Regions from separate parts of the Homo sapiens genome. Here region 2 is linked to region 1. A link is a loop called in an ENCODE intact Hi-C map of the cell type or tissue named here. Cell type or tissue: dorsolateral prefrontal cortex. All regions are shown on one strand. Links, peaks and the distances in the headings refer to the core of each region. The heading gives the core; the rest is flanking DNA.

Region 1 (8,115 bases), core at 1,333-6,332:
TTAGAGTTCCTCAAGAAGTTTAGGATAAAAGAATACAGTGACTCATCTCTTACAGTAAATCTTGGATGAAATATAATTTGTAAGTTGATCAGTGTTTTCAGGATCACATATTTTATTTTATTTACTTTATTTTATTTTTGAGATGGAGGTCTCACTACATTGCCCAGGCTTGTCTTGAACTGCTGGGCTAAAGTGATTCTCCCACCTCAGACTCCTGAGTAGCTGGGACTACAGGTGCACACCAGTGCACTCAGCCCATCACATGTATTTTATTAATACAAAATAATGCTTACCTCGACTTCACTTCCTAAAACATCATAAAATTGTACCTTTCTCTTTTGAAAAGTAGGTAACTCCAGGCCCTTTGTGACAGGACCAGATAGTGGGTTGGCAGTACTTTGCTGTAGGATATTCCACTGAACCAAATTTAATTTCTCTTCAAATGGAAGAAAACATAGCATATTACAGCTTATAATTTTGATTTAAAAAAAAAAAACTTCTCAGAAAATTCTTTAGAGCAGAGAAATCCTGGGGGAAAAAATCACATCACTTTTTACATAGCAGCTAAACCCTAGATAAAAAGGAAAATAACACCTGGTAGATGAGTGCCTGAGCTCAGATCTCTAGAAATCATCAGTCATCCCAGACAACTGGGTCTTGCTATTGTACTTACTTTAATGTTGTTTATTCTCAGTGATTTTTCATGTGCATTGATATTTAGAACATGTCTCATTTTAACTCTATGTATGTTAGAAATTGATCTGCATTTGAAAAGATAAAGATCAATTGGCACTTTGACACATTTGAGCATTGAAAAGAATATTTTAAAATAGGTTTGAGCCATTAGAAATAACATTATGAAATATAATATTTAAACAGAATTATAAAATTTTCAGTAAGGGTATTATTGTAATAGCAAAATGGAGTAGTACTTTTAGTGATATATTTTAATTTTGAAAATATATATTTATCTTTTACATTATATATTGTTATATTTTTACATTATTTATATGAAAAATATAGAAAATAAAATATATATTATATTAAATTTTTGTATTATATATTTTTAAATGTTATATAATTTTTTATTGTATTATGTTGTATTGTATTTTCTTTATTTCTTTTCTTTTTTTTTTTTTTTTGAGACAGATTCTTGTTCTGTTGCCCAGGCTGGAGTGCAGTGGCACAATCTCAGCTCACTGCAACCTCCACCTCCCAGGTTCAAGAGATTCTCTTGCCTCAGCCTCCTGAGTAGCTGGGACTACATGGACATGCCACCATGCCCAGTTAATTTCTTGTATTTTTAGTAGAGACAGGGTTTCACCATGTTGGCCAGGGTAGTCTCGAACTCTTGACCTCAGGTGATCCGCCTTTCTCGGACTCCCAAAGTGCTGGGATTACAGGTGTGAGCCACTGCACCCGACCTAAATATTTATTTTTTACATGTAAATAAATATATACTTAAATATAAATATATCTATATTAGTTACATTGTTTTGTTTTGCTTATGGTGTCCTTTCTTGATAAAGAATTTGACAGTGCTTACAAAAATACATAAACTGCAATGAATAAGATAAATCCTTGAGAAAGTTAGTAGGGCAGAAAAATAAGGCAATGATGATAATGATTTGATGACGATGAAGTGGTTGTTCAGTGTGGCATCAATACTAAGCACTGCTGTAGACACTTTTGATGTACTTACTCATGTAATCCTCACAATAACCTTAGAAATATCTTAGGATGAAAAAGAAATTAAGGTACATATTCCAAGTCACAGAGTTAAAAAGGCACTCATTTGAAATCTGTCACCCGGCCTTTGAGCCTGGGCTCTGGGTCACTGAGCTCCCCTGCCTTCTCCGTAAAACCAGCAGGTAAAATTACATATACATTTTACAGGGTGCCACACATTTGGTTCTAAGACTTAGCAGCTAAATCAAAGCTGCAAAAGCAATCATAGTGTCAATAGGATAAAATATCAGTCATTTTGAAGATAAAGTGAAATGCTTTACAGATTTACTTGAAACTACCTCCACCAAATATTGAATGCTGTGTCAAATTGTCCCCATATCAATAATGGGATATAGTTCTTGAAAGCATCCACACCTCCTAACATCAACATTTTAGCAGCATTTTGGTGTATCAAAAAGAGGTTTCCTTTTCAGTATCTCCAGACACAATGATGTAGCTTGTGCAGTTGTTGGTGGAGTCACATGTTCTGTGCCAGGAAAGCAGTGTTGTATTTTGCCAGCTCAGCTACAGTCAAACCTGTCAGCCTTCAGACCTTTGGTATTTTTGAAATGCAGTCCAGGAAGTGCTCCAGAAAGTTTCACGGCATGGTTGAGAGTGGCAGCAGAAAGTGGGACCAGGAGTCATTGAGATGGGTCATTTTGAACATGCAGTCAAGTGGCACATCTTAATATGTTGGTAAACACAGATGTAAAAGTATATCAATATGTCACCCCCACACTTTATCCAAACACTTTGCCCAGTATAGTTCAAATGAGGTTTTCAATTGCTTCCCCCAGAAGTGTGAGATTCAGCATCTACGTATGGTAGGCCAATTGCCCCAAGCCTAGGGCTGATGCTACCTTGCTGTGCAAGGAAAGAGGTGATTAGGTCTAAATTTGACTCCTGGAGTGAGGCCTCAGGGTGGCTCTCCAAGGTGTCAAGGGGTACTGTAGCTGTTATTTCACCAGTGAAAAGCGGCATCTGCATGAAACTCTCAGAGGTTTTTTGTTTTTGTTTCTTTTTTGTTTTGTAGCTAAACAATGAACTAACTTGGCACTGTTTCAGAAGGGGCATTATATCAAAGAACATTCTTTCACTCTCTTTTGTGACTGACAAGAGACAAGCAAAGCCTCTTTTATAGAGTGCAATTAATCACTATCAAAACACACAGCTGTTGCTTTAATTTGGCTACTAATTTACTTATAGTTTGATTTTGCCACTTAAAATGAAGTATTATCACTGAGGCAACAATGTGAAAGTATGCTGTTGTAAACGATCTCTGAGTCATAAAATCTCCACTTGTTTTGCCAAAAACTTAATCTGATGTTCAATGAATCTCCCACTGCCCGAAGACCTCTGTAATCCTGGGATGCGACATTTTGTTTGCAGACTCTTGATTTAGTGGTGCCTCTGCCAAATGATCACTAACAAATGATAGCACAGCCAAGTGAGATCAGTGAGATTTGTGTCTGGTTTGTGTAATGGTAAGCCGGTGGTGCAGCTGTCTGCCAGAGACTCCCCCTAAAAACTCAGATATAGTGAGCAATAATCAGCTCATTAAAAAATGAAACAGCCAAGAAGAACCGTTATGGTGATTGAAAACACTTGCTGGTGCAAGTGTGTCCATGGCCCAGTCCACCAGCTGGCAGAGGTGTAGCTAGGGTTTCTGAGTGTGTGTAACTCCAGGGGGTGATGTTTACATAAACTACAATATGAACGGCGCCCCCTAGAGCTGTGTAATATGATATCCCTGCATTTTGTAGTCTACACTTTTTACCTTTTCCATGGTATCCTATTATTATTTAACACATTTGTATTTCCACTTGCCTATAAACTCCTTTATAACTTGTTTCATTTTCTTGATCTTCATATTCCCAGGCCCTAGAGTGCCTATGGCATAGAGAAGGGGTTTTCATTTAAAGTTATTCAATGAATGAAATAAAAGTGCAAATATATTTTTCAAAGCCAAGGATTTTAGCTTTTGTGTTTTAACAAGTAAGAACTTTCCAAAAATACCATTCATATTGGTATGTCAGCTCAGTTGTCACATGATATAACAGTGAGGAATCCTGCGGGTGCAAGTGAAAGAAGCCCAAATCAAGCAGGTTTAAGTCAAAAAGATAAAAAACACATTTATTGGTTCATGTAACAGAAAATCCCAGAATTAGACCCATCTGGCTCCATCACAGTCAAATCCATTGCTCTAAATGATGACCTGACCACATTCTTGCTCCATCTCTCAGCTGTGCCTTTCTTTGTGTTGCTCCATGCAACCTCGCTGTTTCCATCCCACATCAAGATGGCCATGAACAGCGTCATACTAACAGCCAGTCTTTCAGCAATCATTTTCTCCCCATCACAGCAAAATCCCAGATTTCATTGTAATTACACTGCCTTGGGTCATGTGCTCATCCTGAACCAATAATTGTGGTCAGAGGATTGGAACGCTCCGATGGGCAGGAGGGGAAGCGAGTGGGAAACCGAACCACGTGGCCTAAGAGGGTGGAAGAGGTTTCTTTTTCAAAACAAGAAGAAATAGATGATAGAAAAAGGAAAAACAAGATGTTTTCCTGACATCATTCCTCATTTAACAGGTGTTGAAACTAGGGCTCAGAGAAGACATGTGACTTGACAATGTAAGTCTTCTGACACTGAGTCCAGTGTGTTTTTTACCTTATCTTTCATTAATTGTTGGGCTGTTTCAGTTTGTAAGTGATTAGAAGTAAGATATATATATATATAATAGATAATAGATAATCTGTTTTTTATATATATACGTCACGTAGCATGGTGCTCTGAGAACACTGAAGAACAAGAAGGAGTGAATGGGTTGATTGATCATTAGAATCATAAGACTATTTTTTGAGCCTTTGGTTCAGTATGATTCAGCTTGATTTCCTAATCTGTGAAAAAAGGCAGTTTGATTTTTTTGACAGATCATACAAGTAGGTAGAAGCTTTTTCGGAATTACTGGCAGTGATTTCAACAAAAAACAATCCAATGCAAATGGCTGTCTTATTTCTCTGCACTCTTGACTACTGAAATGTTTGTTTTGTTTGCTTTGATTTGGATGTGGTTCTAGTTTTGGTGAGAGTGAAGTGGCACTTTGGCCTGAAGGACTGTGTGTTTTAGAGAGTCACAGACATTCGATCTGCAGCCCACACTCACAGGAGACACTTTCATAAATGCTGCATGATTCCATGTCCACATCTGCACAGAGCAGCACATCCTTGGTGATCACATTTTATTTTAACTTAGTTTTGTTTGCTTTTTAATTCACTTTTTGTGGCAGTTCATCTTGAAGGTATGAAAAGGATAATGATTTCACAAGAACTTGAGTTGAACGCATGCAGAAGAAGAGAGAGTTAAAGGGACTGCCCTGAAATCAACCTGCTTATTTAAGTAGATTTGAAGAAAAACAGAGTATGAAAACAACAAATCAGCCTGACTTATCTAAGAAGAGTGGATAAAATAGTCCCTGCAGGAGGAAATGTGTAACCAAATCCAGTACTTTATCACATCTTCATGAAACCTTGAAATAGCTCTATGAATTTATATTGTTTCCGAAAGACATGTGATCCGTGCTGTCTTATCCTGCCCCACTGTGAACCCTGAAATCAATCCATTGCTCTCTCAAACTTTGGGAAAATGATATGCTGGAAATGTCAATGAACTAGCTGCAGTCACAGAACGTGTTTTTACTTTCTGAGTTTACTGAAGTGGAAGACAGAAAGGATGCCTTCCTAAAAAATAACCGCATATACTCACAGACCTATATTTTCTAGACATGAGTACGTTTCTATTAAAATGCCTCCTTAACATGAGAAAACCTTGTAATTACTTTCTTTCACAAATCATTTGCCTCCTTTATATTTCCAAAGATGGCCAATTCTAATTTCTTTTTTGGAGGTTTAATAAAACAGAGGCCTTGGAGAAAGGAAATGGATACCGTTCAAAGAAATCCACCTCCTGAAACACAAGAGGCCAGAGTTAGATCTTTGGTGCTTCCATCTTTCCACAAATCACTCTCGTCTGTTTCAGCTTACATTAGCTCATAATCATTGTTTTGTATTGTAGATATTCTGAAGAAGCACACTATCAATGGATAAAATGCAATTTAAGATTTCTGGCTCATAAGGAACAGTGAAAGGTGGCTAAACATTACAGTTGTATTGCACTACTTAACTTGGAATCCTTTCCCTGTATGTTTTTTGCAAATTTTCTGTTTGTTTATTTATTTCACAATACTTTTAACAGTGCTAATCTCTTACTCTGTGGAGCAGTTAACAATTCTCCAACTGGTTATACATATCCTGTGCCATTCGTGTCTTACTGCTCCTCTTCATATTGTGGACAATGATTTGCTAAGTCTTTTTCCTTTAACTTACAGATTACCAGTAATTTTAAATTCACAGATAACTTTTAAAACATTTTTATAAATATATTGGTTAAATAAATTAGAAAGTAATGCAAATGAAAGAATAATAAGAACATGTCATTGTAATCTCTGAAGAGACCAGTATATATAGCATGTATAAACGTATTGTTGAAAAGGTAACATCTGTATATTTCTCGTTTAGACCTATAACTAATAAATAGATGTTGGTATCTCCTTGGGAAACTCCACAGAGTTTATTATTCATCAGATGGTTCTCTAAGTCTATGTATTGAGTATTTGTCAAGCAAAAAGGGAATGTTTGCTACTTACTAGCTTTATAAACATTGGGCAAGTTAATGGACTTCTCTGTGCCTGTTTTTTAATCTTCAGAATGGCAGTAATGATATTACCCACGGTGCTATTGTGAGAATTAAATGAGGGAAAATATCCAAGTCCTTAGTAGGATACCTGGCATATTGTAAGTGCTTCTTAAGTATTTGTTATTCTTTAAAATATTTTTTTCAATATTGTTACTAACCATAATACTGTTAGAGAATTATTTTCAAAACCAAGCTTTCACATTTTGGGAGGCAGTGTCATGTTTACAGCAGTCAGGCTTACCAAGCCAGAGGTACCTAGATTCCTTTCCTAGCTCTTCTATTAAACAGATGGATAGTCTTGGGACACACTCAAAGTTTCAAAACCCAAGTTTTCATCTAGGAAAAACACAGGGAGCTTTAAAAAGTTGCGTCCCAGAGGGTAGCTGAAAAATGAGAAGGTAATATTATTAAATAATGTAGAAAAATGGCTTCATAAAGAAAACTTCTCTCACCTTTTTTTTTTTTAGAAACAGTATAGGTAGCAATTATTAAACTGAGAAAACACTTCTCTAGTTTAACAAATGATGCTGAAGCTTGTCGTTAAATCTCATCCAATTTTTTTTGCCCTAGAGCTGAACACCTTTGGCCAACAAAAGAAGTTACATGCCTGATTCTTAAATTTGTAAACAAATAAAACATTATTTTCTGTTTATTTGTACAATGTAGAAGTAGGTCTAAAGTAATTGGCAACTTGGCAAGTTTTTATTTTATCTCAACAGTGAAAATACTTAAGCCATGGCATAGCCCCAGACTTAATTTCTTATATCATTCAATCTTCACTTTTGTCTTCTGATAAATGGATACTAGCTACTTAATTCTTAAATCCAATATGATTTCCAAAACAAACTTATTGGGCATGACTTCAACTATACTGGTTGGTTAATCTTTTACTTTTGATGTAGAATTTAATTACAGACCTCAAATATAACTACCTCCAAATACAACATGAAATCTTAAAACTTTAACTGCCTTTAAGCATAGCCAGAGTCCTTGGAACTTTTTATTTATCTGCAGACTTCTACAGAATAACAGTTTCATGGCTGTGGAAACATTTGTCATATTTCAAAATCTAGTCTTTATCTGTGGCCCTAAAGTAGATTTAGGTCTTGCAAGATTTTTTTATCTTATAAAAATAGCTCACTTCTTTCAACTTCATGTAAAGATTGCAGGCTGGGCTAAAGTGACAAAGAATGCCTTAAGGGGAACTTTGAATGAATAACTTTAAAGGAAACTATTTTCACCAAAGACTTGTCCAGATTTAATTAGTTATGAGGGTCAAAGGGAGGGAGAAAAGGCCAGAAGCCTGAAGGGATTGCCAGAGTAAAATGTTAAGGAGAAGTGAGGACTCACGTGGAGAAGGAAGTGTAGCCACTTGAAGTTTTAATAATTTTGTGACCTGGTGTCAAGTATTGTGATTTCTAAGGGCAGGAGAGGTAAAAATGTGAAATATTAACCAGCACTGTTCATTGCTAGAGGTGACTCATACCCTTACCATCTTCTTCAGTATATTGGGTATATTATCCTTCAAAATAATAAATTTTGGAAGAATGTCATTTGCTCCATCAAAAAGGATGAAATAAATGTGGTTTATAATGAACATTTTCTCTCAACAGAGTTAACACTCTTCTT
Region 2 (8,115 bases), core at 2,149-7,148, 170 kb before region 1:
CAAAGTTCATTAGTAAGTCGTCCTAACATATTCTCTAGGACAGTGTTCTGCAACTATGAAGCCATTGTGGAGACAAACGAGATTGCTTAGTAATCTAATGTGTGTTGAGAACAGGGCAGTAATTAATCAGTGGCTGTCGTGCTTACACCACTATAAAGTATTACGAGAACCTCCACGCCGACCTTCCCCTCCCCTATTATCAGACCATTAGTGAAGCTCTGTACAAGTAACAACAGTGGAGCCCTGCTTAAGCATATGACCCCAATAGCTTGTGGATAAGCTTTGTGAGCATTTTCACAACGGTCACTTGAATTCTCATTATACTTTCTAGTAGTCAGAATTATTTATTCAATATTCTAACCAGAGGCATCACATCTTTTATTTATTTATATTTTAAAATTAAGTCCATATTTCCTTATATGGGTTTTAAAAAAAAACTCTCACATAACCCATCATTTGTTGGAAAAAGAGAAAGCAAAGAAAGGAAAAGGAAAAGCTTACTCTTAACCGTAGTGGGGTGGCAGAGATTTCCCCCTATGTTAATAGATTTTCATACATGCATTTCTTAATAAAATCAAGAGGTACTCTTTGGTGTTGTTAACTGTTTTAATTCAGTTCAGGCCATTGTAAAAGCTTATTTTGAGTGATTTGGGAGCTTACATGGTCAGGGTTTAAGCAATTAAATTACTAACCAAAATCCCATTTACTAACATATTGCATGAGGGACTTGATGAATAATCTCGTCTTTAGCATATAACTCAAACATTAATAACAGAAGGAAATATGCCTCAGTTCAAGCCATGGGCTTTGATTTTTAATTCTAAACCCATTTTATTTTTTTCAGACTCAAATATCTATTAAAAGTGACTATTTTCCATATGTTTTTCCTTTTGTATTGCATAAAACTTAATTCTATTGTGAAATGAATAAAGAATGTCATTGTATTTGGCCACACAATAAATTTACACACATCTATGAACTAGTATTATGAAACTGAATTATGTTGAAAATAACAAGATGATGCCAGACTGACTGAAATAGGACAATTATTACATTAGATTTTGGAATAGGTTTTAGAAAAAAATTACCCTGCACTGTTAATGCACTGTTACTTTCATGGATAACTTTAAAAGTGTGTTCTTTTTTTCTGTATGAATGACACTAAAAAAAAATATATTGAGTGGCTGGGCGCAATGGCTCATGCCTGTAATCCTAGCACTTTGGGAGGCCAAGGCCGGTGGATCGCCTGAGGTCAGGAGTTCAAGACCAGCCTAGCCAACCTGGTGAAATCCCATCTCTACTAAAAATACAAAAATTAGCTGGGCATGGTGGCATGCACCTGTAGTCCCAGCTACTTGGGAAGCTGAGGCAGGAGAATCACTTGAACAGGAGGCAGAGGTTGCAGTAAGCAGAGATCGTGCTATTGCACTCCAGCCTGGGTGACAAGAGCGAGACTCCATCTCAAAAAAAAAAAATATATATATATATATATATATGTATGTATGTATATGGACTGCCAACACATTAGAGTATGGATTGATCCTTACTTGATTATTTATTATTTATGCTTATAAAACTTTTATTAAAATAGTCTTTAATAACTTTCATTTTTTAAAGTATATCATGGCTGTGTTTCCTTGAGTGAATGCTTTAAGTCTCTTTTTTTCCAGCTCAATCTTTCTTTAATTGCTAGAGAATTAAAAATGTACTGGATGTGTGCATATATTTGTATGTATGTGTGCACCCGTGTGTGCGTGTTTGGATCTGATAATTTCCTGATATAGGAAATGAATCAAATTACTTTGAAAAAAATATTAAGATGTACAACCAAATATATTCATCTGACACCTGTACTGGCCAAATACTAATGGCAGCCTTTATCTAAGTCTCTTGGTAAAGATGAATAAATTGTGCTAAAATATGTCCTTTGCAAATTGCATACAAGTTAAAATCTTAGTTTCACTTCATATTTTCAAGGCGAAGATTCCAATAATAATAGTATTTACATCATAGAATTGTAATTAACAGCGTCATCAAAAGTGAAGAACTGAGAATAGCTCCTGGCACCAAATAACACTTAATGCACATTAGCAATTGTTGCTGTGCCGTTTTATTCTTATCATGTAAGTCTATGCTATACAATGATTTTTCACTTGACGTTACTATGAAAATAATTAGATATAAGAATGACAAAATTGCATTCCATTAGGGTTACCATCAGGTGAAAGAATGTCATATGGACCAATAAAAGCATGTTGTCAAAGGTAAAATTCTTAAAATAAATTGGTATGTTTTAAAATCACATTATTTTTTGTACCCAGTTAGGTTATGAGATTCTGATTTTACAGTAAAACTCTTTGGAAAGTCAACACACTTTTGTTCCAGTTTTATGAATAAGCAAGTTTAGGTGATTTCTTTTTTCCTGTGCCAGGTTCTGAATCTAGAATATATTTCTATAAAACTACTACTTCATAAATTTTAATGAAAAAAATAAGTTTGTGCTTTTCTCCACTGTACATTTGCTGTATTCGTAAAGACAAAAATAATTAGAAAGCAGGAAGAATAGTTAGCAAACTTTTTACCCTTTGCTAACATTTAAACTCTTTATAAAGGAACAGAAACAATTAACCTTCCTCACTGTATCAGAAATTTTAACACAACGAAGTCTTTACTGATACTAGTATAAAAGCAAAAATTAATTAAACTGAAATTTCCAAGCAAGGTCAAAGTTCTACATTTGCGAGGGGACACATTATAGTATAAGCAAAAAAGAAATTAATTAGGTACCCTACTCTTAAATATATATGTTTTGACTGACACATATTGCATTTAATAAAATATTCCTAAAATGGACTAATGAACAGACTAGTTAAACTCTATAGTTTCTAACAAGCATATATGTGTTAATCATGATGTAATTAAGGAGAAGGGAATGGAAAAAATATCCAAAGATCATAGTTCTACTTGAAAATGTTTTCTAGTGTGTATTTGTAAAATGAAAGTGTACTGTTGCTTAAGTAACAACTTTATTTTGAAAAATAATATGAATAAAGAAAAAACCTTTCAGCTACAAAGAATACTCATTCTTATTTGTTTTGGTTCACTGTGACATTTCTTTTATATTTTTTAAAATGTGTCATTGTAAAATTAAAACAAGACAAAACGTAAAAAATTCTTATCTTCAGAATGTGTCAACTTGATAGGAAGAACATAACCCAATATATTTATAACCCAAATTAATGCAATGGTGGATCTTTAGCAAACATAATGTAATAGACGCATTAACTAACTAAATAAACAAGGACAACTCAGTCACCACTTCAGGATGATACCCCCACAGGAAACACTTTAAGTAGGTCTATAAAACTGATTCACTTGTAATTTTCTTTGTCCGAAAATCAGGTTAACACTCTTTTATTTTTTTAGCCCAACCCTCCTCCCCAACTTCCTCAAGTGCTGTGCTGTAGGGAACGTTCCACGTTTAAAACTCTGCAGTCAACAGTATGGTTTAGTCCCTACATAATTATAAAAATGTTTTATCTTTATAGGATATTATTCCATCTAAAGAATCCAACAGAAGCAACTAGAATGCTTTTAATGATTGATTAAACTGCTTATGTGGGGTTTTATGCTACCTAGAACATTGAATTTGTAGGAATTTTTATTTGAAGATTTCCAGGGAGGAAAAAACAAAACAACAAAAAATATGAGACTATTTAGAATCCCTTCTTTCAGGCTATATCTGTGTTGTTTTCTGAAATAAAAACACGCCTCTCAAAAACTAATTTTCTGAATATTAAACTGTCTTAGGAAGTTCTATTGAATGATTACTGCCTTTTTTGTTTTTGTTTTCAAACTAACAAGAACGATGCTTATTTTGTGCCATAATGTATTATTTATTTGCTATTACTTCATCGAGGATGTAGAAGAGCAATTCAGAGAGCCAAGTTATTCAAACAAATAAAGAATTAAATTATTTCCTGGAGTCCCACATATTTACATGTTCACAAAAAATGTAAACATATTCAAACATTTGACGATGTTATATTTAATGATGTATTATTTAATGATATCACATTAAATGATAAAAATTATTTTATCATTTAAAATATTAATAAAATAATATTATTCATATTATTTTTCTTGTTTTTTTCTTTTTTTGAGACGGAGTTCTGCTCTTATTGCCCTGGCTAGAGTGCAGTGGTGCAATCTCGGCTCACTGCAACCTCTGCCTTCCGGTTTCAAGCAATTCTTCCTCGGCCTCCCAAGTCGCTGGCATTACAGACGCCCGCCACCATGCCCAGCTAATTTTTTTTGTATTTTTAGTAGAGACGGGGTTTTACCATGTTGGTCAGGCTGGTCTCGAACTGCTGATCTCGTGATCCACCCACCTTGGTCTCCCAAATTGCTAGGATTACAGGCGTGAGCCATCATATTATTTTTCAAAATAAAGTTGTTACTTAATGATTAAATGATGTTACCTAAATATTTTTAAAAATATGTCCATTTCTCTCAACTGGTTCACTGAAGAAGGTTCTTCCTGCTTCCTGTCCTTTCTCACTCTCCTCAAACCTCCACACTGAAGTCAGGAAAATTCTAAGAGACACCATCAGTAGAACTTTTTTTCTTAAAACCTTTTTTTTTTTTTTAGCTTTACTAAACAGTTACCTTTAGAATATGATCTGAACATCTTACCATGACTGACAGGAGTATTTGTGCTACCCTCTGACTCTATTCCCTGTCATTACAATCTCCCGGACCATGAACCCTCCCAAATTTGGCACAGGCTGTTCCAGTGCAGCCCCAGTAGGTGACATCCTTTAGGGTTTTCTCACAAGCCACCTTGCTCACTTACTATCAGCTTTCGCTTAAGCTCTTTCATTTGCTATGAACAAGTGTTAATTCCTCAGATTCCCTAGTTTAGATCTTCACCCCTTCTTACAGCAACCTTTCCCATCTCACAGGAGCACTCTTCTTTTCCCTGTGTCCCCAGTTGGTAGGCCAGCATGATGAGTACAGGAATTGATGAGTTGATTCTGGTGTCTCCAGGATGTGATACAGCTTTTGGCACACAGCCAGAATGTAATCGGGATTTTTTTTTTTTTTTTAATGATGTTGGGTGAATGCATATTTTGTTGATGCATACATAACGCATCTTGGAAGGACTTTGAGGACTCAGGTTGGTAAAGTTCATTGAAACTTCCCAGGTTCTCTTCATCACCCACTTTGAGAGTTACTAGACAGAGCAAGGTGAATGTGAAGTTGTAGGTGGAAATCAAGACTATCTCAGGAGTGAGTGCTTCCCATCTCTTAGATTCTAGCTAAAAGGCCAATCTCCTCACCCTCAGAGATCCATCTCTAACTTCAGACTTTCTACCCTGTGATTTGGGACTATTAACTAATGAAGAACTTGGATTCTGTTGTAGTTGAGCAAATAAACCCCAGACAATTGATGTGTAAGCATTAAGAGCACGGTTGGGCTCTAACTGGTTTGGTCAATTTTGATTTGGTCAATTTACCTAAAGACAGAATTGGGAATTAAAGAGGTGTACAAGTCAAACAGCACTGCAGTACTGCCAGAGAATCTTTCCTTTTATTCAACTGTAGAATTCTATCTTATGGAATATTGACAAAATACATTGACTTTCAAGTTGAGTGATGAAATTTTGTTCTATATTGGGGTTATTGTTGTGCCAAAAATCACCCTATGGTGTATTTTTCATTTTTCTCCACTATAAAGTCAACAAGTCTCGTGCAGGGCACAATGGTGTGAGTGTGAGGTGGTGGGAAAGGATGCCTATAGGAACAGGGGTAGAGTAGTAAAATAAAGAAAAATAAATATGTTTTGGAGTACATATTAAACCCAGTGTTTCCCTGTAATTGACTATTGTCTGAAAATTCTTTTGGTAGGACCACAGCCTATTATTTTTGGGCAGGATATTTTGATTTTTTGACAAGGAAATAGTACAGTGAAATGTATCATTATAAGGTGTTATTGAATAAAATATTCTCATAAGCACTTTTAAGGTAACCAAAATATGTTGTGGATTATGCTACACTGCTAGCAAAGAGGAAATTATAACAAGTAACTGCTTCTTGTTTCCTAAGACTTCAGTAAACACAGACCCAACTTGCCCTGCATAATTACCGCAGAGAGCTGTGCACTGGTCTTTAACTGGTAGTTGTTTGTAATCAAGCAGCCTGAATCTTGCTTTGACATAAAGCAGAGGAAGTGGTTAGGAGACAGACCTGTAATTATCAGCAGCAGGTGCCCATAATGGAATGCCAGAGAGATGTTTAAACATTACTTTAGGAAAGACTTCAAGACTGTCAATTTAGACCAAACAGCATTTAAGGAAAAACTGGCTTGAAAACAGTCTTAAAAGAATACTTCTCTGGAAACAAAGAAAAATTTAAGAATCCCATTAATGCAAGTTAACTTAGTCTTTCTTCCATACACCTAAATACTATTAAATTATGAAGTCTAAAACAAGGCTGGACTCCACTTTCAGAAAAGGGATGATTTAACAACATTAGACTTTCCGGTTATTAAAAGGTTTATTTATGATGTAAACAAAGCTTTGTTCTTTATTTTAGTAAGAATCACATGAATATATTGGATGAATGACACACTTCCTTTTTTAAATTAATTTTGATGGTTTCAAAGGTCATCGAATCTTGATTTCATATTCATATATGACCAAATATATTTACTTGTCAAGTGCTGCACAAAAATGCACCTTTCAGCAGCAGTTTTCAATTTTCACTTTTTTTTCTGAAAAGTCCTTTCTAAATACAACTTATGAAGAATAATAAGCCATATGATAAGATGCTGTATCTTCGATAGAAACTTGTAATCATGTTATAAAGGAACTGTTAAATGTCAATTGATGATGCCAGCACCACTTTTAGAAATGCACTTAGCGTTGTTATTTTGATAGTGCAATATACTTCAATATTTCTCTCAAGCTATGCACTACTGTGGTTAGTATTAACTTACAGGAAATTCTGTTGTATGAGGCATAGACTAAAGAAAGCCAACAAAACATAATTGCCTTGGTAGTGTTTTGCATTTTTAAATGAAGAATTTTATTTTTCTTTCTTTTCCAAGTAAGAATACACTTTTGTGTTTGTTTTTCTGTTGTGGGAGTGAATGAACTTTGTGGAACTGAACACCTCCTAATGGAGAGGGGAGTCATGATATATCTGTATGACCCCATTCATTACCAGATGTGCTTAGCATATATTTTTGGAAATACTTATTTTCCTGCCTAATGCTAACTATATATTTATCATTATGAAAACAAATGGAAAAGTCAATCATTCACTGCACTTGCCAGAAATGCCTTCAGCTCCCACAATAGTTATATGTCAGAATCTTGCCCCACTTAAAAGCAAGACAGAAAATTTATTCTGGAAATTTACCAGGAGAGACCAACCCTCAAAAATGTAAAGGAAAATATCTCTGTAGCTAAATAAAAATAAACTTAAGTCACACTTGATGCATTACACTTAAGATAGCCCCATCTAAAAATATATATGCAAGTTGCAGAGCATTTCAGTTGTTGTTCAAAGTGGACACCAAATATGGAAGACAGATTCAAGAATTACCTAAACTTCGGTGGATTAAAAAAGGAGTGTAAAATTTTTATGATTTGTCATTTGTCTGCATATTTTGACTTATTTGGAATTCTTTTTTCTTACATTGTCAAGTAAATTAAACTAAGCCTGACATTAGGCACACAGTTTATGTAGTTGTAACAAAGCATCAAAGTAATTGAATTCTCGCTAGGGAATTTTTAAATTAATTTATTATTACCATTTTTTTTTTGAGACAGGGTCTCGCTCTGTTACTCAGGCCGAAATGCAGTGGTGCGGTCACAGCTCACTGCAGCTTCGACCTCCTGGACTCAAGCAACCCTCCTGCCTGAGCCTCCTGAGTAGCTGGGACCTACAGGGATGCACCACCCTGCCTAGCTGATTTTTTAGTTTTTTGTAGAGATGGGGTTTTGCCATGTTTCCCAGGTTGGTCTTGAGCTCCTGGTCTCAAGCAGTGTACCTGCCTGGGCTCCCAAAGTGCTGAGATTACAAGCATGAGCCACTGCACCTGGCTGG

What was found. A loop is a pair of places that touch in the nucleus more often than their neighbours do. Peaks named below come from ENCODE experiments on the same cell type or tissue, not always from the same donor. Only the 100,000 strongest peaks of a DNase experiment are listed, where the experiment ranks them.
Region 2: a loop joins it to region 1, with 5 times the contacts of the local background. A loop is called at or near these places in 6 of 110 quality-filtered maps.

What each region holds. Positions count from the first base shown.
Region 1 is chr4:95,358,323-95,366,437 of GRCh38, reverse strand. The region is part of intron 1 of UNC5C (unc-5 netrin receptor C); the gene reads left to right. Among named protein-coding and RNA genes, the nearest start is that of UNC5C, 190 kb to the left of the region's middle. In dorsolateral prefrontal cortex, for the core only: a CTCF peak has its summit at 3,424 (motif pointing left); a DNase peak (open chromatin) is centred at 3,407; H3K4me3 peaks cover 3,479 bases; H3K27ac peaks cover 5,000 bases.
Region 2 is chr4:95,529,443-95,537,557 of GRCh38, reverse strand. The region is part of intron 1 of UNC5C (unc-5 netrin receptor C); the gene reads left to right. Among named protein-coding and RNA genes, the nearest start is that of UNC5C, 15 kb to the left of the region's middle. In dorsolateral prefrontal cortex, for the core only: no CTCF peak of the experiment used is centred there; no DNase peak of the experiment used is centred there; H3K4me3 peaks cover 842 bases; H3K27ac peaks cover 4,888 bases.